2 separate regions of the Mus musculus genome follow, and region 1 is linked to region 2. Evidence: chromatin loops called from intact Hi-C (ENCODE). Cell type or tissue: left cerebral cortex. All regions are shown on one strand.

Region 1 (8,000 bases), 580 kb after region 2:
TGATCCAGTATAACATGATAAAGCCTTTGTACAGACTTCTGTTTCACTGCATAGGCTGTAATGTCAAATTAATGTTCAAACTTAAATTGGAAAGTATTATAATAACCTTAGGTCAGACCTTAACTCCCCCACGGAAGCAGGGGAGATGAATTTCAATAACTAACAAGATTGCATTCCCATCTACATCAGTCTGCCCAGATATGTGAAGAATCTGCAGAGCTGGCCTATGGCGGATAACTCGGCTGTTTTCCATGAGAACACGCAGAAAGGTACTTGGCTTCTTCAAGAGTCTTCATCGCCTGCTTTTTAGCTAGGTTAGATATTCTTACCTAGTTGCTGTAGTTATAGTGGAAGGTTAGAACCGAGAGCTTCACCACTAATAACTAGCACTTGATCACACATGCGCGTGTACACACACACACACACACACACACACACACATACACACACACACACACACATACGATTCTGGATCATTCTAAAAAACAAGTTTCTCTTATTACACTTTATAAGACCATAGAACCTGAGATACTCCGTCCCCTCTATGGCACTCCACTAAAGCTGCTGGTTACCACCATTCTCTGGATGTACCCTGTCTCTGATGATGGCTAGGGTTTGTATCATCCCTCACTCCCTTCCATGCTCCCCTCACAGTATAAAGGGCTTACATCATAGCAGTCTTCCCAAGTCCTACAATGCAATAGCATGTCCTTCAGAGGAGTTCCTGATAGCATACAGTTCAATGGGAGCCACAGAAGCCACCAACTCTTTTTGTGAACTGGGCTGCATTTCGCGTCACTCAGCGTTCTGAAATATTTACTTGTACGTACGACATTGTTGGGTCCCTTGGTAACTCTTTATTAACAAGGGTTCTGTGCCTTACAGTATTTTTCCATGTGGCAGGTATTATCTCATACAACTATTGGGCTGATTTGCAAGGCTCATTTGAAGTGTAATACTGTGAAGAAATCTATGTTTTAATATTAGGCTACTTATAACAACACTGGAATTGTGTGATTCCATGACTTCCTTTAAAATTAAACACATAGCATTTAAGGAGATCCTGTTTCTCTTGGAATACATAATATTAAGGTTTAGACAATCACTCAGGGTCTTCTATGTTTTAATTCCTCCCTAATAGGAAACTATGTGTCTCCTTTACCTCCGATGCTTCCAGACTATTTCACAGTCACAAAAATGAAACAGAACAGAACCTGTCATCTCCCTCTCTGAAGTGAAGCCACCTCAGGGGTAAAAAGCAACAGCTTTACAAAAACACACAAGACATTAACAAGTTTTGATGGGAATTCAAGTCAAGATCGTCCAATCAAAATGACACGGAAGGCGGTGACAGCAAAATGGAAAAGGTTTGGGAACAGCGAGTACCTCTTTAGGAATGAAATGTCATGAAATAGAAGTTCATGTGAACCGTCGGCTGGCCTGATCTCACGGACTAGATGACTAGCTTTGTTTGTATGTTCCATTGTTAAGGGGGCCCTTTTGCCTGATGTGTTTTGGAACAGAGTCTAGTGGTTTTACATTCTTAAATAGTTCATTGGCAGAAGTATAAACAGATTCCAACTCACTACACCAGACCTTCCCCTCACATTCATAAATAACCTAAGATGGGTTAAAAGGCTATAACCATACAGACTACGGAAGACCAACATCCCCACTGAACCTCACAGGTGCAGCACAAGTGTCTTCCCCTGTAGTAGAGTCTGACAGAGGCTCTCTTCCAGGTCTCCCCTTAAAGGGAAAATTCCAACTAAAAATTGTCGAGATGATAAAAGTTATCGGGTTACTTTACATTTTGTACTGCTTTTTATACTCAGACAACCAGTTGTTTGTTAGGAAACAAAAAGGAGTTTTAAAACCTTGTAATTCTCAAAAGGCAGCCACAGTAAGGAAATGGTAGATGGTTCACCTCAATCACCAGATAACCGAAGAGAGCATCAACTGCTCAGTTAACTGCATCTCCTGGAAAGACAACCCAAAACTAAGGGGAGCATGCAGCTAAATCAATTTCAGTCTACTTACATACTTTTGCCTCAACCATAACTTAATCTTCAGGAAAGTGATTACATTTAAGTTCCACTAAAGATTAAAACCATAAACACTTGTTGCCAGCAAGTCAGAATAATAAAATGATTCAAGCAATATACATTGAAATGCAAAACAAACAAAAAAAGTTTTTAGATTGGCACATTGTCTTAGTTCTATGTGAAGCTATCTTGTCCAGCCACTTTAACCACATAGGATAATAACTGTTTTGCATATAATATACTTGATTTCCTCTAAGAAAAGTACACTACCACTCAAGGCAATTTTATTCTGGCTTCCTTTATATACGTGTTAAAAAAAGAACAGATGTTTTTCAAAAAATATTTAAAGTTGGAAGGAATCTTACCATTTTCTCCAATATAATCCTTCAGAATTACAAAACTCACAGGGCAATACCACCTTAGCAACCTAGCCTGTTAAAGGTATCAAATAAACACAGGCGTGCAAAGCCTGGTTCAACAGATACAGTGTCCTACAGAGATGCTACAAGTATGTTCTTCTCTAGTTTTACTTTCCACTGGGAATGTTTATAAAAACATGAGGGTTTTGTGTCACACACCAATAGTCAAAAGTCTTCTAAATGTACCACATTCTGTAGTTCATTCCCCTTGCCTGGATTTCTTTAGGCTTTCTCAAATAGAATGCTTAACTAGAGTTATCAGCTGGGTTGATCATACTGAGTCTAAAAGTCTATTAAAATGGTCTTTTTTTTTTTTAAATAAGAGCAGACTTTGTTCTGGGTTACTCCAAAGTCCTGCAGATACTAAAATGACAATCCTATAGAATAGTTAAAGATACAAAAAGCTGCCTCTGAGTTATATTTTCATTATGCAAAACTTGGCCCAGGAGACATGGCCATGTACCTTGTTAGCTGAAACAGGCGAACATGCCAGGGACTGCAAATTAATTTACCAAAGAAAGCTCCAATGGATTCGGTTCACTCAGGTTTCTAAGACAAATTGAAATCAGCTCATCTATCATGGTAACACGGTCAGGTCGAAATCTCAGAAATATTTCTCCTTATCAACTCTCCCCTACTCCACAGAATCCAAACTCCGTCTTTAGCTAAGCCCGTAAATGACTCATGGGGTAGGGAGGGCCAGCATGTATAGATTTGACTTTTAAGTTCTCAAAAGTGTATGTAATGTGTACTTCTGAGCCCTTCCATCCAAGAAATACAAATGGCAATAACCAAGCATTTACTTTCTCTTCTTATGAATCCCCTGTGTTTATGAAGTAAAGGGTTCCCAGGGACCTTCTGTTATTATGTAACATGTGTCATCCAGCCGTGTTATGTAGTTAAGAGCAGGACAACAGAATCCTCTGCTTTACCAATTATGTCATTACTATTAATTAAAATGCCATTCAGATGGTGTTCTGGTTCTGTTGCTGTCCCATCCCTGCTGTTCACTCTCCATATGGACTCTGGGCTCGAGTGTTGTGTAACAAGTTTCATTCAGGGTCCCCATCCAAGTTATGAATCCTACTGACACTAAAACTACACTGCTCTCTAACACACAAGAACTGCTAGCAGCACAGTGGCTTGAGACCTGAATGTGAGACACAGCTTGGTCCCCACTGGAAATAGCATGTGCTTGACTACACTGTCCCTGAAAACACATTAACCCTCTGGGGGGAAATGAAAGTGTTCATTGGGAACCATGTGAAAATTCTTTTAGGAAAAACAAGTAATATTCTCTCTTGGATATTATGAAAACATTGTTTTTTAAAAAAAAAATCAACAGACTAGGTTTCCATTTATGGATTGTAAATGTCATCCAACTCAGGAAAATTTTAAAAATTCTTCTGTTTTATATGTATATTTTCTTATTCTTTTACACTTTGATGGTGACAGAACCTCAGGTTTGAACGGTACCAGCATGAAGCGCCGGCGGCATGTAGAAAAATCCAGGAGAGCCACAAGAGCTTGGAAAGTCAGGGTAATATCAACGCATTTCATTTCAGTCTGATGAGCCTGCAGTTAGGATTTTCCGGCTGGCCAGGTTGGCTGGGGCTTTGGGGAAGAAGGGGATTCTGGTTCCTCCGTTCAACAGCCACTCACACACACGGTCAGACACACACCTGGGGCGCGTCCAAACTATGTACAGTAGGTGGCATATATGAACGTATATGTATGTATATTTTAAAAATACCTTGGCATCTGACAAAGACACGAAGGCAACGGATGTGCAGGGAGTCTGGCCCTGAGAAACGTGCACAGCCCCTCAAGAAGTGCCGTGAAAATGAGACATTTCTGAGGATGAGGACAGACATGGCAAGCGGGAGGGGCAGGGGCCGACAGACAATACAGAGACCCGCAGCTTCCCACCGCCTGGGCGCCACATGGACCCGGGCGCGTAACCCTGCTTACTGTGGGCTCTTGGGGTAGAAGGGCAGGGTCACGTGGCTGAGATCCTGGATGTCGAAGGCGGTGGGCTCCGCGGAGATCGCCTGGCGCTTGGTGCGCGGTTCACCCTGCAAGGTGCTGGCGCTCTGCTTCTGCGCCTGCTGGGTGGCCGGCCGGATCACCGAGCGATACTTGTCCAGTTCGTTCTGCAGCTTCTGGATCAGTTCGTCCTTCTGATCCAACTCCAGCTCCAGCTCATCGATGAGAGCATCCCGCTGCCTCAGCTCCTCGATCTTCTCCTGGAGCGCATACTGTAAATCCCGCAGGGTGCCCATGCTCCTCCGGGCTGCCGGGGGCTCCTGCCTGCCGCTGCTCCGCGTCTTGGGGCTTCCTCCCCTCTCGGATCAACTTTCCCTAAAGTCGCCGCTGCCTCGCGAGTGCAAAAGCTTCCCTCGACTTGAGACCAAAGCCAAGCCTGGCTTCTGAGCATGCCCAGTCCGCCGCTCCAGCCACAGAGAGTTTCAGTGTGCAGATTCCACTTCTCCGGGTTTAGGGATGAGCAAAACAGGTCCAGCCCAGGATGAACCTGAAAGGCGGTGGGAGCCGCGGCGCTTTGGGGAGCAAAGCCCGGAGGCGCAGTGACCCACGGGCGGGAGGAGGGAGACTGGGCTCGGAGGCGGTGGCTGCTCGGCTCGGGTCACCAACGCCGGGTGCCAAAGGAAGCCAGCGATGTGTGTGGGGAGCCTGATAAAGCTCGGGGGCGCTGGGGCTGTGCGGGCGGAGCGAGGCTGGAGCGCTACTTCGGAGGTGGAGAGGTGGGAGGGAGAGGACCAGGAGCAAACTGGAGGCGTCAGCGGGCTCCGGGCTACAGAATGTGGGGCTAGGTTCCTGGCGACCAAGGGAGACAGAGCAGACTGTGCGTGCTAACAGCTTTGACTTCTGGAGGGATTGTGACCGCAGCCTCACAGAGGAAAACAGTGTGGCTGAGCGCTTGCGTCCTCCACAGCACCTTTCCCACGGGGAGCGCCTCACACAGGTGTCTAGGGTTTGCAAAGAAACTTGCCTCTCCAAAGGTGAGAGCTTACAGTGCCTGGGAGGGATTTCCACGGGCGTCCAGGTGCCTTTGAGGAAGGTTAGGATGGGTATCTGACCTCCGCCCCCAAGCCTTTCCACACTCCTAATTTTCCCTATTCTTGCCTGCCAAACTTAGATCAATGAATTCGTCTAGGGGCAAAAGCCAAAACCCCAAAGGATTTTGGGCCGGAGCAGGCCTCTCAGCAGCTCCCTGGTCCCTCCCATTTGTGCTAGTATCAATTGCGGAATGGTTCCCTAGAGGCCTGGCTTCTTCCATTTGCTGGATTTGGTGAAGTGGGTGGGGGCTTAAAAAACACAGCGGAGTTCCAAAACATTCTTTCAGAAAGGGAACCATACCTTTTCAACGTTACTTTCCTAACAGCCCAGGAGTTAATGAGAAAATTTTGCCAACTTTGGGGAAGAGGTAAGATCAACAAAGGATGGGAAAACTACAGGAGCTGTAATTGCACTGTCCCACCCACTACACTAGCTCTCAACCCAACCACTTCACCAGCCAGAACCAACTGCTCAGTGTGGGCTAAACTGCTAGCAAGAAGGCGGCATTCTTTCAGTCCAAGAATTGGTCTCTCATCTTGGGAACACTTATTTAGAATACCCAAAATATTTACCTAATGCTTACATAAGTGCCTAATAGTTAACTAAACCTTCACCAGCTTGTCCAAACTTATAGCTTAAAAAGAAAGAAAGAAAGAAAGGGAACCTTTAAACTTGCTATTCTTTCACACTCCGTGTTATAATTCTCATATTCTATCTACCCACCCTTTAACACTTAAACGAAACAGATAGAAAATTCATTAAAACTAAGTTGCAATACAAAACTTCTGCCTGAAATCTCAAATTAGCCAAGGACACAAATCTCTCTTAAACAACAACAACAACAACAAAAACGTTGCCTATTTATTTCCTCAAATGGCCAACATTTTCTATCTGAGCTAAGAAAGCTGGAAAGAGAAAGCCTACTAGCCACTAGCACATTAACAAAACTTCTTCCACAAAGACTATGATGTAGTTCTCTCTACAGATGGAGCCATGTGTATTCCTTACAACCAGAAGCTTTGAATTCGCTTCAGAGTACAATGTAAAAAGTCCACAGGACAGGAAATATTTTCAAAAGATAGCAGTTAAATAATAGTTCTGAATTAACTGTTATTTCTCTTAAAAGTCATCTTGAGCAGAAGTCTGCAACATTGTGTGACTAATTGCATCCTGCAGCATCTTCCCTCTGGGACAGTTTCCTCCTCTCAGGCAAAGATCCAGAACTTCAGTTAACCTGTGGGAATTCTCAACTTCTCTGGGAAAATGCTTAATGCTATTTTTTCTTACGGCTTTATTCTTGGGGTCTACAAACCCAGGAGTTTACATATAAACATGCATCACAAGCAACAGATACTTTGTTTTTAGTCTCTCTTAATTAATGTCTCCCAGCAGAAGATACAAAATATATTGCTTGTATAGAGCTTGTCTACAAGGAAGAGAAGGGGGGAAGAAGAAAACGAATAAAGTGATTCTCCACCTCACAAAACTATGTTTCCAACAGCACTCCAGCCATACATATTCAGCACTGTTATCAAAACGGAGGTTTTTCAGTACTAAACTGTACTTAAGTGAGGGACCCACACACAAGCTTTAGCATAAATACAAGTTACAGTCTCATTCTCAAAATTCTAAAGGTTCTCCATGGTGGATTCACCCTTAAGAATCGGGGATCTCATTCCTATCTTCTTGTACTAAGGTCAAATCTAAGTAGATCAAGGAACTCCACATAAAACCAGAGACAGTGAAACATAGAGGAGAAAGTGGGGAGAAGCCTCGAAGAGATGGGCACAGGGGAAAAATTCCTGAATAGAACAGCAATGGCTTGTGCTGTAAGATCGAGAATCGACAAATGGGACCTCATAAAATTGCAAAGCTTCTATAAGGCAAAAGACACCGTCAATAAGACAAAAAGGCCACCAACAGATTGGGAAAGGATCTTTACCTATCCTAAATCAGATAGGGGACTAATATCTAATATATATAAAGAACTCAAGAAGGTGGACTCCAGAAAATCAAATAACCCCATTAAAAAATGGGGCTCAGAGCTAAACAAAGAATTCTCACCCGAGGAATACCGAATGGCTGAGAAGCACTTGAAAAAATGTTCAGCATCCTTAATCATCAGAGAAATGCAAATCAAAAGAACCCTGAGATTCCACCTCACACCAGTCAGAATGGCTAAGATCAAAAATTCAGGTGACAGCAGATGCTGGTGAGGATGTGGAGAAAGAGGAACACTCCTCCATTGTTGGTGGGATTGCAAGCTTGTACAACCACTCTGGAAATCAGTCTGGCGGTTCCTCAGAAAATTGGACATAGTACTACCAGAGGATCCCACAATACCTCTCCTGGGCATATACCAGAAGATGTTCCAACTGGTAAGAAGGACACATGCTCCACTATGTTCATAGCAGCCTTATTTATAATAGCCAAAGCTGGAAAGAACCCAGATGCCCCT
Region 2 (8,000 bases):
AGTGCACTGGTCAGCCAGAGAAAAGTACACAAAGTGATGAGGGATGAGTAGCAAAAACGAAGCTCCATTTAGAGGATGTTAAAGGTAGGAAGACCAGATGCCACACACAGGTGAAAAGGATTGAAAAGCTCAGCTGGAAGCTAACTCAATATGATTGGCTTTTATGAGCCTCTGCTATCAAGAGGCAAAAAGAAGCCTACTGACTTTACTATCACAACTCTTTTCATGAATTTCATTGTCAGAGCTGTTATACTAAGTTCCATCACATGATAGCCATGCATCTTAGCTTGCTTCTAGGTCATAAAAAAAAACCCACCAAGTCCCAATGTCAAATCTTGGCCAAGTGCAGCTGCTGTCTGAATCGCTTCTGTTCCATTTGTCTGCAATAGATTGTGAGCCATCCCGCAGTACCATTTCTACCAGGAAGCCTTCTTTAGAAATATAGATCTTTCTGGATTACTTTATTCCATTTCTAGATACTTCACCGCATCCTTAAAAATTGTCTCCTGGAGGAATTATCATCGATCTAAGAATAAGACAATAGGCATCCTGGCAGCAGGCAGTTACAATTGGGACTGTGCCATTTAATGTCTCTGGTTTCTTTCTAGGTTAAATGGTTTGTTAATACTCAAACTCTAAAGAAATTTTAAATCATTCAAATAGTGAAATAATCGGAACTCCACAGATTAAGCTTCAGGGACTGAGGCTACACAGGTGAACAAAACAAAACAACAAAAACAAAAGAAACCCAAATAAACAAGCAAAAAAACACCTCATCTATACATATTAACCTATCATCTACATATTGATTGTATGATTCTCCCCTTGAAGTGGGATAGTTCTCCAATTACGAACTTCATTAAATTACCTTTAGGCTTCAGCAAACAGAATCTGTGTTTCTTATATGAGAGGCATGGAAAACTTTCGTTTTTGAGGTGATATTTTTTACTTGTGAGTCTGATAAAACAGTACACAAAACTCATGCAGAGAATTTGTTCTAACAAATTGGTTTTCACACTGCTGAACTGTCGGTGTTTGGAAAGATATTTATGGAATAAGAAATGTGAGGCAGATGGTCAAGGGATAAAAAGACCTACATATTTCCTTGAGTGATTTTATAGATGCAAAGTCACAATTCTACTAAGAGGCAAAAGATTTACTATCAACAGAAAGGTCCGGATGACGAACTACTTGAATCCAAGGGAAAATTGAATTATTTTTAAGCTACAGGAAGGGGGAGGGACTAGAAAAAAACTTTGTGGAGTGTTTCGCTTATTCCTTAAGAGACCAAGACAAATAAAAAATGTCCCTGGGGATTATAATTTAGTAGTAGACTTGAGGTCCTCAAGTTAATTCTCAGAAGGGTAAAACTTTTCAAAATATCTTAAGAATATGTCTAGATTTGATATGCTTTATCTATAGTGAACTCTTTTAAAGTGTATCTTATTTATTTATGTTTTGAGGGCCTCACAGAGTATCTACAACGAGCTTGAAACTAGATATGTAAACCAAGCTGTCCTGGAAGTGTCTCAAATACTCAGATTAAAGGTGTGATCCACCATACCCAGTTTATGGTGAATTTTATTTTATTTAGTGTTTTAATATACTTTACAGACTCACAAAGACTACAGTATTTACAATTTTGTGTAGAATTTCATCTCTGAAAATAGCTAAAAGGAGAGGGGAGGTTTTACATATATCCCGGGTTTGCCTACAACTCAGTATATAGTCCATGCTATCCTTGAGCTCAAAATGAGCCTGAGCCTGTCTTAGGCTTTCCAGACTTGTGTGACCACCCCTGCTGTAAATACCACATTTGCCAAATATGTCAGAGATTTGGGTGGTTTTGTTGGTTAGTCTTGTTTGTTGAAAACACGTACATTTTTAGTCAAGGCAGTTAGTTTTTTTTTTTAAGATTTATTTATTTATTATATGTAAGTGTAGCTGTCTTCAGACACTCCAGAAGATGGAGTCAGATCTCATTATGGATGGTTGTGAGCCACCATGTGGTTGCTGGGATTTGAACTCTGGACCTTCAGAAGAGCAGTCGGGTGCTCCTTACCTACTGAGCCATCTTACCAGCCTGGCAGTTAGTTTTTAATTTGACTGATAGATGCTCAAAGTAATTCAGAGTAAATATTAAACACCATTTCTTTTCTTTCTTTCTTCTCTTCCTTCTTTCTTTCTTTCTTTCTTCTTTCTTTCCTTCCTTCCTTTTTTTTTTTTTTGTCTTTTGGGTTTTTTTGTTTGTTTGTTTGTTTTGTTTTGTTTTGTTTTTTGAGACAGGGTTTCTCTGTGTAGCCCTGGCTGTCCTGGAACTCACTCTGTAGACCAGGCTGGCCTTGAACTCAGAAACCCGCCTGCCTCTGCCTCCCGAGTGCTGGGATTAAAGGCGTGCGCCACCACCGCCCGGCTTAAACACCATTTCTACAAGGGACTAAGCTGATAGTATTTAACAGACACAAGTGTTAAAGTGTTGAGTGTCTCTCAGTGTGCCATCACCAGCTTGGAACTAGACATAAAGAGCTCCGGGATGTCCTGGAAGTATCCCAAGTGCTAGGATTAAAGATGAGCCGCCATGCCTAATTTATGGTGAATGTTTTATTTAATGTTTTAAAACCTTTAAGTATCTCATAGGCCCCACGTGTTGCTTTGTTTGTTGGTTACTGTGTTTTCTTTGACCATCAGGTAAAGATAAGGCTTGTGGTGCTTGCCTCTAATCCCAGCATACACTGGGAGAAGCAGGAGGATTGCAAATTTGAAGACAGCTTAAACTACATACACAGTGAATTTTTCAGGCCAACCTGGGCTGTAGAAGGGCCCTGTATTAAAATAACAAAATTTGTTTTAGTATACCTGATAACTTAATTTATTGAATTAATTGACAACTGAATGTAAAAATATACCATCTACATTAACATAACACATATCTGGGTGTAGTGGCCCACTCCTTTAAGCCCAGCACTTGGAAGGCAGAGGTAGGTGGATCTCTTGAGTTCAACGCCAGCCTCATCTACAGACTAAGTTCTAGGGCAGCCAGGGCTACACAGACAAACTCTGTCTCAAAAAACAAAAACAAAACCAAGAACAAAACAAAATATAAACCATGATATTTTTTGAATTTTTTTCCAAGTTAAAACAGTGAAAATTATGTTTGGTCATTTAAAATAAAATGGCAGTATTTAAAGTACAAAACTGGCAAGAGAAGTGGGCGGTGGTGGTGCACACCTTTAAGCCCAGCGGAGGATTCTGGGAGCTGGAGGTCAGCCTGCGCTCCAGGATAGGACTACATAGAGACCTTGTCTCTAAATAATAAATAAAATCACAACTACTTATATGTGTACAATAAAAGTTTAGTCGATTAATCCAGACTCTGCAGTCATACTTTTTAGTTAATTCCACTTTAGCATTGATGTCAATTAAAATTTGTAAGGGGAGAGAGAAATGATCACACAACAACCTGCGCACACAGAAGATACCAGGGAAGACCCTGGACTTGGTAACAGTTTGAACAAGCCATAGCTTGGGGGCGGGGCTGCGGCTGACAGAAGCGCTATTTTATCTTTGCGATAATTATGTTTAATGTTGTTAAGCTATTTTAAGGGATAAATAACAATATTTTTACCTCATAATATTGGATATAATTTTAAATATTTCTATTATCCTACACTAAACGAAAGCTGTGAAAACACATTAAGCCTTAAATCAGCTTCCGGCTTGCGGTTTCCCGCCGGTGGAACGCAATGAAAACAGCCCCGAGTGTGTGGAAACACAGACGCTGCCGGTTACCCCATGGAAGCCCGATCGGCCATTTTTAATGAGGTCAGTCGTAGTGCATCCTGTGCCCGCAGGAAGCGGGGGCGGGACGCCGGGAAAACTCGACCAATAGGACCATGGAACGGAATCCTGTTGTCAGTAAGTAGGCGCGGACAACCGAGCTCACGGCCCGGGGCGGAAGGCGTTAGATAAATTAGTCCGGTCTCAGGAAGCAGTGTCTGCGGCCTAACGGAACTACAGATTCCTAACAGAAAGGTTTCTGTCCGGAGCTTGCTATCTGCTTCCGTTACAGAGCGGAAGTGTGGTTCGCCAGAGGACGACCCTTAGACGAATTCAATCTCCGCTGTCCTCTCGGCAGCAATCATGTCGAGTTTGGCGGTCAGAGACCCAGCCATGGATCGATCGCTGCGTTCGGTGTTCGTGGGGAACATTCCGTATGAGGCGACGGAGGAGCAGTTAAAGGACATTTTCTCAGAGGTTGGTTCAGTTGTCAGTTTCCGTCTCGTCTACGATAGAGAGACTGGGAAGCCCAAGGGTTATGGCTTCTGCGAGTACCAAGACCAGGAGACTGCGCTCAGTGCCATGCGAAACCTCAATGGGCGAGAGTTTAGTGGGAGAGCGCTTCGGGTGGACAATGCCGCCAGCGAAAAGAACAAGGAGGAGTTAAAGAGCTTAGGCCCGGCGGCCCCCATCATTGACTCCCCCTATGGGGACCCTATCGACCCAGAAGATGCTCCAGAATCGATTACTAGAGCAGTCGCCAGCTTGCCCCCAGAGCAGATGTTTGAGCTCATGAAGCAGATGAAGTTGTGTGTCCAGAACAGTCACCAGGAAGCTCGAAACATGCTACTTCAGAACCCACAGTTGGCGTATGCTTTGCTGCAGGCACAAGTGGTGATGAGAATCATGGATCCAGAGATTGCACTGAAAATTTTGCATCGTAAGATACATGTCACACCACTGATCCCAGGCAAATCTCAGCCGGTCTCTGGGCCTGGCCCTGGTGGGCCTGGGCCTAGTGGGCCTGGCGGCCCTGGCCCCGGCCCTGCCCCTGGCCTCTGCCCGGGACCTAACGTCATGTTGAACCAACAGAATCCTCCTGCCCCTCAGCCTCAGCATCTGCCAAGAAGACCTGTGAAGGACATTCCACCTCTGATGCAGACCTCTATCCAGGGAGGAATTCCAGCTCCGGGGCCAATACCAGCTGCAGTTCCTGGACCTGGACCTGGTTCCTTAACTCCAGGAGGAGCAATGCAGCCACAAGTTGGCATGCCAGTGGTTGGTCCAGTGCCCCTGGAGCGAGGACAGATGCAGATATCAGATCCTAGACCTCCGATGCCTCGTGGACCCATGCCTTCTGGTGGCATACCTCCTCGAGGACTACTGGGAGATGCTCCAAATGACCCACGTGGAGGGACTTTGCTCTCAGTGACTGGAGAAGTAGAGCCCAGGGGCTATATGGGACCACCCCATCAGGGTCCTCCAATGCATCATGGTCATGACAACCGTGGCCCTGCCTCACATGATATGAGAGGAGGACCATTGGCAGCAGATCCCAGAATGCTAATTGGAGAGCCCAGAGGTCCCATGATAGATCAGAGAGGTCTACCTATGGATGGTAGAGGAGGTAGAGAATCTCGAGGGATGGAGACTCGGCCCATGGAAACTGAGGTCTTGGAGCCACGAGGAATGGAGAGAAGGATGGAGACCTGCGCGATGGAAACCAGAGGCATGGATGCAAGAGGACTAGAGATGAGGGGCCCTGGCCCTAGTTCCAGAGGTCCGATGACTGGTGGAATCCAGGGTCCTGGCCCTATTAATATGGGGGCAGGTGGCCCTCAGGGACCTAGACAGGTTCCAAATATTGCAGGAGTGGGAAATCCTGGAGGTACCATGCAGGGGGCAGGTATACAAGGAGGAGGGATGCAGGGAGCAGGTATGCAAGGAGGAGGGATGCAAGGAGCAGGCATGCAAGGAGGAGGGATGCAGGGAGCTGGCATGCAAGCAGGGATGCAGGGAGCTAGCATGCAAGGAGGGATGCAGGGAGCTGGCATGCAAGGAGCCAGTAAGCAAGGTGGAGGCCAGCCTAGCAGTTTTAGCCCTGGGCAAAGCCAGGTAACTCCACAAGATCAAGAAAAAGCAGCTTTGATCATGCAGGTTCTCCAGCTGACTGCGGATCAGATTGCCATGCTGCCTCCCGAACAAAGGCAGAGCATTTTGATTTTAAAGGAACAAATCCAGAAATCCACTGGGGCTTCTTGAATGGTTTTCAACTAAGAAGCACTTAGTTACTCCTTCAGAGTTTATTCTGTGGCATGAAGTGGTGCAAAAAGCTGTCTTCTGTGTTCGCACACTTTAACCATTTAAGGTTTCCTTCTCCCTAGATCTTAATCTTTCTTCTAGTCCTGTCACTTTCTGCTTCCCTTTTAGCTTTTTGATGGAGGTTATGGAGTGGAAGGAGTGGGCCTGTTCACTTTGTCACTGTTACTCTACCACGTACCCTGAAAATAACTACATCATCCACCAAGTAAGGCTATGAGGAAGATGCAGGAGGAATAACATGTCTGCACTTTGTTAACTGCGTCTTTAAAAATCCCGAGTAAGCTGGGAACTACATAAAAATTGAAAGTGACTTGTTACAGTATTGATATACTAAGATGGTTTAAAGGTTTTTGGTTGTATATTAACTGAATGTCAGCATCTTAAGATACACTTTTTGGTAAACCAAAATACTGTAGAGTAATAAGATTAATGTTTAGTTATTTTGGAATTATTTTGAAATATTGGAGCTAACAGTCTGTGGTGTAGATGTAGGGTTTTTTTTGTTTTTGTTTTTTTTTTTTTAAGCATTGTTATCTGTAAAAAGGTAATTTTCATTTACCTGACTTTTTTGAGACAACTAATATTCTTGCCTGGTCCCACCTGGTGATTTTGCAGAATAGTTGTAGTGTCAGCTGAATTATATAAAGCCGCCTCTGAGGAGACTCAAGTGATTTCCTAATACATTTCTCTAAAAAAATTCTTAAGCACCAAGTCTGGTTGTAAGTAGTTTTTTCATGTCATCTGAAAATAGCAGTTAGACATGGGGTCGGACTTTCTTGAGTAATGGAGGGTTTTTCAGTAAAGCTCCCACCCAGGTTCTTGATAAACCACTATCCATACGCAGATGGAATCCATTTGGTCAGCAGGAATCAGAAGTTAAAAAATCTTAGTCTTCGAATTTTGACGTGTCTTACAGTTTGATAACTTTCACAAAGTACTTTCCTGCCATCAGCTTAACTAGAACTGAGGCCCAAGTGATCTGACAGCTCTGCTCAACTTAGTATTTTATTTCTTAGAACTCTCAAGAGCCATTTGGTCATAACATACATTCCTATCAGATGTGTTTTAAAATAAGGAGTGTGGAATTTAATACATTTCCTTTAGAGCTACCATACTATTTTTTGACATTAAGTGTGTGGCACCTAGACACCATGTCATATCTAGTTAATGAGCAGAAACAAGCACAAGTTCCCACTTGACCAAGTGATAGTCCTCTGTAGGAAACTAACTACCCAGCTACAGAGGGAAGAGTAGCCTTAGGGAGAGAGCTGACCCAAGGGTCTACTTTGTCCTTGGAAAGTTTGAGCATTTTCAGTGTACAGAGTTTTCATTCCTAGGCTATTTTCCATCGACTTAGTTTTTTGTGCTAGTGTTAAACTCTCTGTGGTTTCCTCTGCTTCTCCTTTGCTGAAGTTGGTTTGTGTTTTGTACTTTTGTGCTAGTTCTGGCTAATTCCAATTGCTTGCTTTCGAAATTGCGGTTGCTAGCCCAAAACTTCTTATAGTCTTTGTTATAAGAAAATCTCTGCATTGTTTAATGAAAATTAAATAAAAAGGTTGTATAATTAAGGTATTTTGTATGTTTCATTTTATTTAATACACCAGGAACTTTTTAAGAGATACATGAATACGTACGTAGAAAAAGGTGAAACTAAGGAAACTGGTGAAAATACCTTTAATTATTCTTTATGTAGTTCAACAGCTGGAATACTACAAAGACACTGCCAGTCCATTGTGATACCTCCCACGTCAGACATGCTGTGTCCTTTGGAATACTGTGTTCCAGGTTCTTAAGCACTGAGAGCATTTGTACTGGGAAGGATTGTGTTCACTTTACTCACAGCCCCCAAGTTGTACTTGTAATAGAAAACAGGGGACCTGGGAAGCACCTTACTCATTTGA

Evidence for each region. Peaks named below come from ENCODE experiments on the same cell type or tissue, not always from the same donor. Only the 100,000 strongest peaks of a DNase experiment are listed, where the experiment ranks them.
Region 1: a loop joins it to region 2, with 5 times the contacts of the local background. A loop is called at or near these places in 3 of 42 quality-filtered maps.

Annotation. Positions count from the first base shown.
Region 1 is chr19:31,659,536-31,667,535 of GRCm38, forward strand. It overlaps Prkg1 (protein kinase, cGMP-dependent, type I), which reads right to left and starts at 4,835. Exons shown (of 18, transcript NM_011160.3): 1 at 4,436-4,835. The coding sequence starts at 4,746. In left cerebral cortex, no CTCF peak of the experiment used is centred here; DNase peaks (open chromatin) are centred at 2,600, 3,110, 3,506, 4,125 and 4 more places; H3K4me3 peaks cover 3,909 bases; H3K27ac peaks cover 2,624 bases.
Region 2 is chr19:31,078,926-31,086,925 of GRCm38, forward strand. All of the region lies in intron 3 of Prkg1 (protein kinase, cGMP-dependent, type I), which reads right to left. Cstf2t (cleavage stimulation factor, 3' pre-RNA subunit 2, tau) reads left to right here and starts at 3,916. Exons shown (of 1, transcript NM_031249.2): 1 at 3,916-7,667. The coding sequence starts at 4,141. The coding sequence ends at 6,039. In left cerebral cortex, no CTCF peak of the experiment used is centred here; DNase peaks (open chromatin) are centred at 1,073, 3,278, 3,902 and 4,576; H3K4me3 peaks cover 2,241 bases; H3K27ac peaks cover 1,069 bases.